Linked DNA regions of Homo sapiens: region 2 is linked to region 1. A link is an interaction called in ENCODE POLR2A ChIA-PET data of the cell type or tissue named here. Cell type or tissue: OCI-LY7. All regions are shown on one strand. Each heading gives the region's core, and the rest is flanking DNA. Links, peaks and the distances in the headings are about the cores only. Region 1 has its middle 22 kb from the start of SEC63. Region 2 overlaps ZBTB24 (zinc finger and BTB domain containing 24).

What was found. ChIA-PET counts read pairs that join two places held together with the same protein. Peaks named below come from ENCODE experiments on the same cell type or tissue, not always from the same donor. Only the 100,000 strongest peaks of a DNase experiment are listed, where the experiment ranks them.
Region 2: POLR2A ChIA-PET joins it to region 1 with 5 read pairs; 1 of 35 experiments calls an interaction of 5 or more read pairs at or near these places.

What each region holds. Positions count from the first base shown.
Region 1 is chr6:107,976,095-107,984,886 of GRCh38, forward strand. No RefSeq gene overlaps it. Among named protein-coding and RNA genes, the nearest start is that of SEC63, 22 kb to the left of the region's middle. In OCI-LY7, for the core only: CTCF peaks have their summits at 4,418 and 4,621; a DNase peak (open chromatin) is centred at 4,377.
Region 2 is chr6:109,459,311-109,463,310 of GRCh38, forward strand. It overlaps ZBTB24 (zinc finger and BTB domain containing 24), which reads right to left. Exons shown (of 7, transcript NM_014797.3): 7 at 3,284-4,000. It also overlaps a transcript of MICAL1 not described here. Among named protein-coding and RNA genes, the nearest start is that of MICAL1, 5.5 kb to the left of the region's middle. In OCI-LY7, for the core only: no CTCF peak of the experiment used is centred there; no DNase peak of the experiment used is centred there; H3K27ac peaks cover 1,715 bases.

The sequences.
Region 1 (8,792 bases), core at 2,006-6,005:
GATACTATGAAGGTCAAATCAGATTACATTAAAATAGTGATAATTACTTACATTTGCATAGTACTTTATCATCCACAAAACATTTCTGCATATATTATTGCATTTGCATGAAAGAGCTTTGAAAAGTTATAGTGTTATAAAAGGACAGTGCCTCTGTTTGAATACCAGCTCCATCTTTCTCTCCTTCAAATTGCTAATCAGTAAGATGAGGCTAGTAGTAGCATCTGCCTCATAGGTTGTTGAGAGGATTACATAATATGCTGCATAGGCAGCTGTGGACTCAGGGCCTGCATAAATAAATATTCAGACCGGGCACAGTGGCTCACACCTGCAATCCCAGTACTTTCGGAGGCTGAAGTGGGAGGACTGCTTGAGCCCAGGAGTTTGAGACCAGTCTGGGCAATAGAGTGAGACCTTGTTTCTACAAAAAGATTTTAAAAATTAGCCAAGCATGGTGACGCATGCCTATAGTCCCAGCTACTCAGGAGGCTGAGATGGGAGGGATCGCTTGAGCCCAGGAGGTCAAGGCCACAGTGAGCAGTGACTGCACTACTATACTCCAGCATGAATGACAGAGTGAGACCATGTCTCAAAAAAAAAAGGAAGAAAGAAATATTCAACAAAATCCACTTTGTTGAATATTTATGTTAATACTCAATGTTAAAAAATGCAAATGTCACCTCCTAAAGGCCTTTCAGGCCTCTTCATCTAAAACAGTGCCCTCCTTCTGCCATCACTTTCCAGTTCCTTGCCCTGGTTTATTTTTCTGAGTAACACTTTATGATATAAAGTAACTACTTTATATCATATTTGCTTAAAATCTCCATGAAGACAGAGATTTTGTCTGTCTTGTTTACCTCTCTATTCAGGATAGTAGATACTCAATAAATATTTATTGATTGAATGAAGTTAGTTATCATAATTGCTATTGTTATTATTACCTAATGTCCCTTCCTCACTTTGCCTTCGACTGTCTTGTATCATCGAGGGCATTAGAAATATTCTCTCTGGCCGGTGCAGTGGCTCATGGCTGTAATCCCAGCACTTTGGGAGGCCGAGGTAGGTGGATTGCTTGAGCCCAGGGGTTTGAGATCAGCCTGGGCAACATGGCAAAACCCCATCTGTACCAAAAATATAAAAATTAGCCAGTCTCATAACCTGGTCTCAAAATAAACAGAAAAAAATGTTTAAAGAAATATTCTCTCCAAGTTTTCAAGAACTACTTAAATCAAGCAATTACCAGGTTGTTGCTGTCTTCCCAGGAATTTTTATTTTCTAGTATGGAGGACCACCAGCAGATGGCAATCAAGGAATACAAAAATCTGAGTTTATCCTATTTAGGAAGATTTTGGTAAATAGATTTAAGAATCATAAGATGAGCTGGGCACGGTGGCTCACACCAAAGTAATCCCAGCACTTTGGGAGGCTAAAGCAGGAGGATTGCTTGAAGCCAGGAGTTTGAGACCAGCCTGGGCAATATAGCAAGACCTCATCTCTATAACAACAACAATTTTTTTTTTTTTTTTTTTTTGCAGGGGTGAGGAATCTCACTCTGTGGCCCAGGCTGAAGTGCAGTGGCTCAATCTCAGCTCACTGCAACCTCCACCTCCCAAGTAGCTGGGATTACAGGCGCCACCCACCATCACACCCAGTTAGGTCTTTTGTTTTTTCGTTTTTTGTATTTTTAGTAGAGATGGGGTTTCCCATGTTTGCCAGGCTGGCCTTGAACTCCTGACCTCAGGTGATCTCCCCGCCTCGGCCTCCCAAAGTGCTGGGATTATAGGCGTGAGCCACCACACCTGGCCTCCATTTTTTTTTTTTTTTTTTTTTTTAGGAATCATAAGATGATAAATTTAAGGTAAGCAGACCACTGTATTCTACCTCTTGAATATCGGCTCTTCTCAGAGCCAGTTTCTCATGCCCCAAACACATCTTCTACCAGTGACTAGAATTAATGTCTAACCTCAAAAAAGTCACCGAAACAAATTATAAGATCCTTTAGGTAATCTAGCGGAAACTTAGGCCTGGTGTGGTGGCTCACACCTGTAATTCTAGCACTTTGGGAAGCCAAGGTGGGAGGATTCCTGGAGCCCAGAAGTTCAAGAACAGCCTGAACAACGAAGCAAGACCCCATCTGTAATTTTAAAAAATTAAAACAACAAAAACAAAGACAAATGGAAACTTTAGTTATTCTATGTAAAAATGAATTAGTAGAATTTGTTTTTATTTAGGTATTATATTTCCTTTTGATTTCCTGCTTACATCTTGAGCCAAGGTACATTTTCTTTGGTATGTAAAAAAATGAACATTTGTGTAAATGCTTTTCCAATGGTAGAAAACTTATAGTTCTGGCAGAATAGAGCTGCAAAATTATCAGAGGGAAGGAATTTGCTGATAACATTCCAGTACATGTACATGGGGATGGGGAAAGGGAGTTCACAGCAATTTTACAACTTTAAGAAAAACGAATTTTACAACTGGTTTTACAAAAATAGGAATTTCTTTTCTTTTTTTTTTTTTTGAGACAGAGTTTCGCTTTTGTTGCCCAGGCTGGAGTGCAATGGCACGATCTTGGCTCACCACAACCTCCGCCTCCTGGGTTCAAGCAATTCTCCTGCCTCAACCTCCCAAGTAGCTGGGATTACAGGCATGTGCCACCACGCCAGGCTAATATTTTTTTTTTTTTTTTTTTGAGACGGAGTCTCGCTCTTTCGCCCAGGCCGGACTGCAGTGGCGCTATCTTCGCTCACTGCAACCTCTACCTCCCAGGTTCACGCCATTCTCCTGCCTCAGCCTCCCGAGTAGCTGGGACTACAGGCGCCCGCCACCGCGCCCGGCTAATTTTTTGTATTTTTAGTAGAGATGGGGTTTCACCGTGTTAGCCAGGATGGTCTCGATCTCCTGACCTCGTGATCCGCCTGCCTCGGCCTCCCAAAGTGCTGGGATTACAGGTATGAGCCGCCGCCCCTGGCCCTTTTCTCTTTTTTTGCACTTTGCTTCTGAAGACGTGTTAGAGAGTAGGTGTTCAATTAAATCAAACACTCTCAATAGGGTAATAGAAGACTTTGTCCTTGTTGACGAATACTGGTATCTATGCTTTCCATTTGCTAAAATTGCTCTGAGTTTCCAGGGAGAGTTGCAGTGTGGTCAAGCCTACAGAATGCTAATACTGCTAATTTTTCTGTTAGGTTGAAACAAAGAGAATTTCAGTTTATAGTTTACAGCTCAAATATATTTGATGGCATAACAAAACCCCTTGAAATATGGCTGGTACTTCATTGTAGAAGATGATTAACCTGTCTTGTTTCATTTTGTTTTGTTTGACGATACCTTTACCAGAAAAAAGCCTCATAAAACACTTTAAAAAACAAACAAACATTGTACCTGGAGAGTGTGGGGAATGTCCAGTATTTAAGAGAAGTTATGAACAATAAATAATATTTTTGGACTTCTGCTATGTATTAGGCAATATTATCTTAAGACAGACAAATTATTTAGCCCATATATATAGATTAGGCAATTAAGGAGCAGTGAGATTCATAGTTTGCCAAGGTTACATGAGCTGAGATTGGAACCAGGCCTATTTGGGTAAATGTAAGCACTTCCCTGCACTATAATTAATTGTTGATCTTATTCTAACAAATGGTGTTAAACACTTGGAACTTCCTAGTTAATGCAGAAATTTAACCAAATCACCTGGGAAACTGTTAAAAATTTAGAGTCCCAGACCATATCCCTAGAGATACTAATTCAGAAAATCTGGTGTGGGGCCTAGGAATCTGAGGTGTGTTTTTGTTTATTTGTTTATTTTTATTTATTTATTTTTTTGAGACAAGAGTCTCACTTTGTTTCCCAGGCTGGAGTGCAGTGGGGCAATCCTGGCTCACTGCAACCTCCGTCTTCCGGGTTTAAGCGATTCTCCTGCCTCAGCCTCCTGAGTAGCGGGGATTATAGGCATGCAGCACTATGCCCAATTTTTATATTTTTAGTAGAGACAGGGCTTCACTGTTTGTTGGCTGGGCTTGTCTCAAACTCCTGACCTCAAGCTATCTGCTCGTGTCGGCCTCCCAAAGTGCTGGGATTACAGGCATGAGCCACCGTGCCTGGCCAGGAATCTGAGTTTTTAACAAGCTCTCCAGTGATTGTGCTGCAGGCACTCTTCTGACCTCAAACACTTTGAGAAAGCACAGGCCCAACCCTGTGGACCTTAAAGAACAAAGAATTCTTTGAGAACCTGATGAAAGCTCTAGACCATTTTCTAGATAAATGCACATTTCACATCCCCAAATTTTACCTACAACTTAAGAGGGTTCACAGACACTCTGGACCTATGGATGCTTGGTCTCTTTCCTGTCCCAGTTGAAACTGGCCTGATAAGGAACCTCTTCCACCTCTCCACCGAGAGAGGTCACTCTTCAGCCTCAAACAGCCTCCCTGTTTTTTCTTTTTTTCTTTCTTCTTAACTACAAAGGGAAGAGTTTTCCAGGAAAATGAAGTGACTGTTGTTTGAAAAGGAGCTTCATCTTATAAATAGAGCAGCCTCTGCTGCTGTGCTTCCAAAAGTTAAGCTGAAACAGGATAATAGTGTTATCTGCAATCAGGATGAAGGCCAATCTGGATAAAGGTGTTGGGATTAAAACCAACAGCAGGGACCAAAGATTAATAAGGGCACAACCAGAAGAAAGAATCATTAAATTTATTTTCTCAAGAAGCCCTTTCTCTAATGTCTTTTCAGACTCTAGGTTTTCTCTTAGGTCTTTTATTTTATTTTATTTATTTTTTTGAGACGGTGTCTCCTCTGTCGCCCAGGCTGGAGTGCAGTGGCACAATCTCGGCTCACTGCAACCTCCACCTCGCGGGTTCAAGTGATTCTCCTGCCTCAGCCTCCCGAGTAGCTGGTACTACAGGCTCATGCCATCACCCCCAGCTAATTTTTTTTATTTTTGTAGAGATGGGGTCTCACTATGTTGCCCAGGCTGGTTTTAAACTCCTGGGCTCAGGCTCTCCTCCCACTTCAGCCTCCCAAAGTGCTGGAATTACAGATGTGAGCCACTCACCTGGCGAGGTTTCCATTTTTAAGCTAATCTTTGCATCTTTAAATAACTCAAGACTGATGCAGCCCATCTTTTAAAACATAGCTAATATTGATAGAGTCCTCAAAAGTTTGCTTGTGATATGTTCTGGATTCTGTAACATCGAAAAGGTGTAAGGAGAACATATAAACCAGGAGCTGTAAACCAGGGGCTCCAGACACAGATCCAGAGAAGTTGATAGATAGATAGATAGAAGTTAAGGAAGAAGTGTTGTTTCTGCAAGCACCCTGGTATTGTTCATAAATTTCGTGTGTTTATGTACTTTTGGGGGGAGAGATTCAATGGCTTTCATCAAATGCTTAAGGGAATCTTCAACTAAAATTTTAAAAGTAATCACTTATAAAAGAGTCTTATCTCACAAGGACTAGACAAGCAAACAGGCAGCAAAGCTTGTGGCACAGGCATAGTGACCACTGACTTAAAGTGGCCTATGCACCGTTGTCAAAACACCTGTCACGATTTTGGTTTATATTTGGGACATTCTGCCAGAAGGACCACTTGTTCAGAAACACGTCCTCCCTGGCTGGGTGCAGTGGTTCACGACTATAATCCCAGCACTTTGGGAGGCAGAGGCAGGAGGATTGCTTGAGCTCACGAGTTGAGACCAGCCTGGACAACATAGTGAAACCTCATCTCTACTAAAAAAAAAAAAAAAAAAGAAAGAAAGAAGCATGTCTTCCCTGATGTAGGAAGAGAAGCATGTTTTTTAGAGCCAGAAAAACCTGTTGAATGACAAGGACAGATGATACAAATTCTCCTGGACTCCTAATGCGATTTAAAATCAGGAATGATAATTTCTAATTCATCAGATTGCTGGGAGGTATCAGTGAAATGCCGCATGTAAAGCTCCTCGCACAGTGTCTGGCATAGGTGAGCACTCAGGAGTGTTATTGTCCCTCTTCCTCACCACCACACTAAGATTCTCCATGATGGGAATGCTGAGAACAAGCAATCTGCTGCTAGGATGGGGCTGCACCTGGTCAGACCGACCCGAAATCTGGTCTAGGAAACCTGAGGGAAAACAGATTTGTTTGGAAATTCCTATTTTCAGGTCTCTCACCGGAAGTCACAAGTGATGAAAATACATCATTCTTGTCCTTGAAGTTGTTGGACCCTAAGAGGGCAGATGGTACAAACAGTAAGTTAGCAGCGGCCACAGGGCACAGGACACTCACAGCACATGAATAAGCAGAAATACTCTACGCGCTTGATTAATAACAGGTTGTGATAGACAGGACAAAACCACATGGAGTTGACTTAGGAGGTATTCATGAAGGAAATGATTATTGAGCGATATTTTTAAGGTGGGGGAAGGGATATCATTTAGGAGAAAGAAAGAAAGAGGGGAGAAAGCTGAAAAGGTAGGAGAGAGTGCCATTGGGGCAGGCTTAGGAGCAGATTTGCAGGGCAGCAGGGAAGCCATGCTTGAGGGCCTGTGAAAAGATGACAGCAGTTAGGTGTGGGGGAAGGGAGGTAGCTAATTGGTAGAGACCCTTGAAGCCTGTGATTAGGAGTTTTAATTTAATTCAAGAGGCAATTGGAGCTATTGCAGGCTGCTAAGAAGGGGAGTGATATGATCAAAATGATGCTTGAGGACAACGGTTCTTGCTGTTCTGGCTGCTGTGAGCAGAGTGGATTAGATGAAGGAGATCCTCAGGCTGGGGGTGCTGATCTGAGGCTGTTTCACAAACCAGGTGTGAGGGGACGTGGCCTAGAACAGGATTCTGGGGATGGGGTAGAAGGAGCAGAGCTCGAATATGTTATGTGGGATAAACATTCATTCATTCTTAGAACCGGGCACTGGGTTGGACACTGGATATCGTGGGGCACAGAGGCTAAGATCAGGGGAGACAATTAAGCTTTGTTAATATTGTAGGATTGAAGTTCTGTGACCATTAAATCAGAGAAATGTGGGAGCACATAGCAGGAGCAGCACCTCACTGAGTCATGGGGAGGGACACGGGGGTCAGGGAAGTCTTCCTTGAGAAAGTGGTGTTTAAACTGGGCACTTAAAAAAGAATCAGGAGCGAGGGTAGTGGCTCACTCCTGTAATCCCAGCACTTGGGGAGGTCGAGGTGGATAGATCATTTGAGGTCAGGAGTTTGAGACCAGCCGGACCAACATAGTGAAACCCCACCTCTACTAAAAATACAAAAATTAGCTGGGCATAGTGGCACGCACCTATAGTCCCAGCTACTTGGTAGGCTGACGCAGGAGAATCACTTGAACCCGGGAGGTGGAAGTTGCAGTGAGCTAAGATTGCATCACTGCACTCCAGCCTGGGCAACAGAGTGAGACTGTCTCAAAAAACAAAAAACAAAAAACAACAAAAAAAAAAACAGAATCAGGCTGGGCTCGGTGGCTCATGCCTGTAATCCCAGCACTTTGGGAGGCTGAGGTGGGTAGATCATTAGAGATCAGGAGTTCGAGATCAGCTTGGCCAACGTGGTGAAACCCCATCTCTACTAAAAATACAAAATTAGCTGGGCATGGTGGCGGGCGCCTGTAATCCCAGCTACTCGGGAGGCTGAGGCAGGAGAATTGCTTGAACCCAGGAGGTGGAGGTTGCAGTGAGCCGAGATTGTGCCACTGCACTCCAGCCTGGGCAATAGAGTGAGACTCCATCTCAAAAAAAAAAAAAAAAAAAAAAAAAAAAAAAGAATCAGATCTCAACTGAGTAAGAAGTCATTGGGGAAATGTTACAGGCAGGGAGCCTCAAGATAAAAAGGCAGGGGTAGCCACAAGGGAAGGGAAGAATGACTCCAGGAGAGGCTCAAGGGGGCAAGCAAAGGGGGAGCAGACCGAGAAAGGCCTTTATTTTGCAATATGGGTTGTGGACTTTATCCTAAGGGCCGTGAAGGGCCATAAAAGATGAACGATTCATGTTTCATTTTAACAAAATCCCTCCAGCTATGTTGTGGAGGAAATGTATTGCCGGAGGTTAGGATGGGAATCTACCTGGGAGACATGTTGTCATAGTTTAGGGGAGAGGTGATTGGGAAACTGAGATAGATACATGTGATGGATTCAAGAGATATTTAGGATATAGAACTTAGGGGATGAGAAAAAGATTGAGAGAAGAGAAGGAAGGCAAGAGTATAAGAACAGATGTCATCAGCCCAGGGAGGGAAGAGGTATTGTTTAGGGTCACACAGCCAGCCTGTGGAAGTATCAGTATTAAAATCCAAGTCTCTAGTATTTAAAACAATAACAACTATATATATATATATACACACACGTATATATGTATACTTGTATATATGTGTATATATATATTAGGCTAGGCATGCTCATGCCTGTAATGCCAGCACTTTGGGAAGCTGAGGCAGGAGGATCACTTGAGCCCAGGAGTTAGAGATTAGACTGGGCAACATAAGGAGACCTTGTCTCTACAAGAAAACAAAAAAATTAGCCGGGCGTGGTGGCATACACCTGTATAGTCCCAGAACTCGGGCGGCTGAGATGGGAGGATGGGTTGAGTCTGGGAGGTTGAGGCTTCAGTGAGCCATGATTACACACTGCACTTCAGCCTGGGCAACAGAGTGAGAACTGTCTTAAAAACAAAAACAAAAAACATGATCTTTCCTTTCCTTTCTTATCATGCTCATGTTTTCCTTTCCATACTTGAAAATATTTTTAAAATTTATAATAGCTATTTTAAGTTCCTTGTCTACTTAATCCATTATCTCTGTCACTTAT
Region 2 (4,000 bases), core at 1-4,000, 1.5 Mb after region 1:
GTGGAGAAAGCCCAGCAGGAGGTGGTAGAAAGGATCAATCAGGTCTTTGTCAGGAGTACAGGCAAGTGACATGGTATAGTGAGGATGGGAGAAGTGGATGGAGTCAAAAGATATTTCAAGGTGAAACTGACATAACATGGCCATGAATTGGGTGTGGGGGTCAGGTGGGCCCCTTCAAGAATGACACCCAGCTTTGTCTCTTGGCTTGGAGTGGGTAAATCACAAACTTGGGGCCCCCATTCTTTCCTATTTTTCCTTCCCACCTTATTCCTCTGTATGCTGCTTTTTACTCAATACCTTCCCCAGAAGTCAAAGCACAATTATGATTTCATAGATTCTGAGATAACACAAGGACTCTACCTTGAGAGGCTGCAAAGATTAAACACATAAATAGGTTCAGGATCAGTTAAATACTTGCCCATATTTTTGTAATAAGACTGCCTTTGCCCTTCAAACACTAAGATTATAAGAAACATTTATCCAGAAGCCACTTAATTAACCAAACTAAAATTATCTTGACAGGTGGATTTTTAAAATGTAGTTTTGTTTTTAACTCTGATTTAGTCTAAGGAAGCTTCAGTTTGACTTTTCATTTAACAAGGATAGTCATATGAATGAACTAAAACCAATACCCAAACTATTCTTTTGGAAAATCATCTTTGAATTATATTTAAAGTGACATATTATGGATATTATGAATTCAGAATAAAAGTTCTCTATCCTGACCCCTGCTCAAATTTTTTCCTTTTTTCACACTTCACACTGAATATAGTACCACTTTTCAGACTCATAAAAAAGCTAAGATCCCTTGCTGTTACCAAAATGTGTTTAAATTCCTACATTTTGTATTACTGAGAATGTGGGCTGAGTACAGTGGCTTGTGTCTATAATCCCAGCACTCTGGGAGGCTGAGGTGGGAGGATCACTTGAGCTCAGGAGTTTGAGACCAGCCTGGGTAACGTAGTGAGACCTTGTCTCTAAAAAAAAATCTAAAAATTAGCTGAGTGTGGTGGTGGTGCATGCCTGTGGTCCCAGGTACTCAGGAGGCTAAGAGGCTGTAGTGAGCCATGATCATGCCACTGCACTTCAGCCTGTGACAGAGCAAGACCCTACGTAAAAAAAAAAAAAAAAAAAGAAATGTAATCGAATGAGCTTTAGTTTAAAAGCTGTTGATGTCCCATGTTTCAAGTTAGAATGAAATATATATATAAATACACACACACACACACACACACACACACTCCAGTAAGCTAAAGTCTTTTGCTGCTTAATTATGTGTAAAGGATTTGAGAGCAGGATAAACTATCACAACATTCCAGCTTCTTTTAGAGGTCACTCCTTGAGAGCTGCTATTTACAAAAGGCAAGGCAAGCAGATTTTTCACAGGTCATTCCTCTTTATCTGCTATTTACAAAAGCAAAACAAAGAGTTTTCTTTCAATTCTTAAGAGTTTAGGCTTAAGTTTAGAAACTGAAAATGAAATTTTACCTTAATGCTTATTAAGGATAACAAAAATAAAACAAACCTACCCTAAACTTAAAATATCCTCAGTCAAAAATTTGAAAAAAGGGCTCACTTACAGAGGCTCCTGTTAACTAAGACATTTTCACCTTACCAGTAACTTTCATCCAACTGGCAAATTTCGATTAAGCTTTTTTTTAAATTATACTTTAAGTTCTAGGGTACATGTGCACAACATGCAGGTTACATAGGTATACATGTGCCATGCTGGTATGCTGCACCCATCAACTTGTCATTTACATTAGGTATTTCTCATAATCCTATCCCTCCCCCAGCCCCCCACCCTATGACAGGCCCTGGTATGTGATGTTCCCTGCCTTGTGTCCAAGTGTTCTCATTGTTCAATTCCCATCTATGAGTGAGAACATGTGGTGTTTGGTTTTCTGTTCCTGTGTTAGTTTGCTGAGAATGATGATTTCCAGTTTCATCCATGTCCCTGCAAAGGACATGAACTCATCCATCCTTTTTTATGGCTGCATAGTATTCCATGGTGTATATGTGCCACATTTTCTTACCAATTAAGCTTTAAATCAATAGTAGTGAAACACTAACATGATTATATGGTAGTTACTGAATTTCTGTAGACCGTAACTTTCACTACTATTGTTTTATGTAAAAAAGTTATAATTGTATGCAGGTGGCACATGCTTGTAATCCCAGCACTTTAGGAGGCCAAGGTGGGAGGACTGCTTGAGGCCAGGAGTTTGAGGCCAGCCTGGGCAATATAGTGAGACCCTGTCTCCACTTAAAAAAAGAAAAAAGTATGCTATAATTCCAGACATAGACCCTCAATTTTAGTCAAAAACTTCTATTACATTAAGCAGGTCACATTCTTTAATTAGTAAGTTCTTATTAAATATGTAATTTTTAATAAGAACTTAATAAGTGGGAAATAAATTATGTATTTAATAATAAATAAGAAATTACTTATTTAATAAGAAAATTGTCCTTTTCTTTTGGTTCTATTAACCTTGGGAATAAGAAATCCAGCTTAAAGTTTTAAAAGCCTGTGCCCTAGTTCTGGTTCTACCACTTACTGTATGACATTTGGCAACAGACTTTCTCTTTGGGCTCCATGTTCTCATCTGTCCAATAAGCATAATAATTACTCACCTCACCAGAATGTCATGAAGATTAAGATGAGACATGCTTCCAGTGGTTAAGGTGTGTCCCAGACACTGCTCCCCTCCTCACTCAGATGCCAGTTGTTAGGAGGTAAATTGTGTCCCCCTACTCCAAATTCACATGTTGATGTCCTAATACCCAGCATCTCAGAATGGGATTGTATTTGAAAAGATGATTAAATGAGGACATTAATGTGGGCTGATCCCATACAACTGGTGTTCTTAAAAGAGAGTAAGACAGAGGGAAGGACATGTGAAGATACAGGCAGGGGAAGACAACTAGAAGGGAGGCCTCAGAAGAAACCAACCCCACTGACACGTTGATCTTGGACTTTCTATTTTTTCAGTCACCCAGTCTGTGGTATTTGTTATGGTAGTCATGGCAAACTAATATACCAGTCATGAACAGAGGGGACTGGAGTCCTCCAACCAGAGGGTGCTATATTGTAAATCTGTGTGCCATGACATGGAAGATGTTTGAGACCCAGTAAGATATGATACAGATTTAACAGACCTGGCTTGGCTCCTGGACAATAGTAAGGACTCCATATTTGGAAGATATTGTTACATTCCCATTTATGAAAACCTAGATAAGCATCTATAATGAGAATCCTAGGTAAGCATTTATAATGAGAATCTTTTTTCATTCCTCAGCATCATTTAATCTGTTGCTCACAACATTTATAACACAAGAACCAACTGTAGAAAATACAGAGTAGAGGTGAGTTTCAAGAAGCACTGGGCAAGCACTTGAATAACTGATTTTGATGGTAAGAGCTCCAATCATCCCAAGGCAGACCCTCTTCTGGGAGAAAACCAAAGATTCACCTTCAAAACGAGGTGTTTCAGGAGCCCCAAAGCATAACATTCTATTTCCTAAGAAACACACTCTATATTTCTGTTAAAACAATTTAAAAAATGGTACACATTTAGTAGAAAATGAATTGTGAAACACTGCACTAGCAACATCATTTCTCAAGGACACATGAGAAGTACTTTCATGTTCACGACATTTCTTTTGGGTACTCAAGTCATTTAACTTTTTTTTTTGAGACGGAGTCTCGCTCTGTCGCCAGGCTTGAGTGCAATGGCGTGATCTCAGCTCACTGCAGCCTCCGCCTCCTGGGTTCAAGTGATTCTCCTGTCTCAGCCTCCCGAGTAGCTGGGATTACAGGGGTACACCACCACGCCCAGCTAATTTTTGTATTTTTAGTAGAGATGGGGTTTCACTATGTTGGTCAGGCTGCCCTCGAACTCCTGACCTCGTGATCCGCCCACCTTGGCCTCCCAAAGTGCTGGGATTACAGGCATGAGCCTCCACGCCCGGCGTCATTGAACTTTTTTATTCAAAGGGG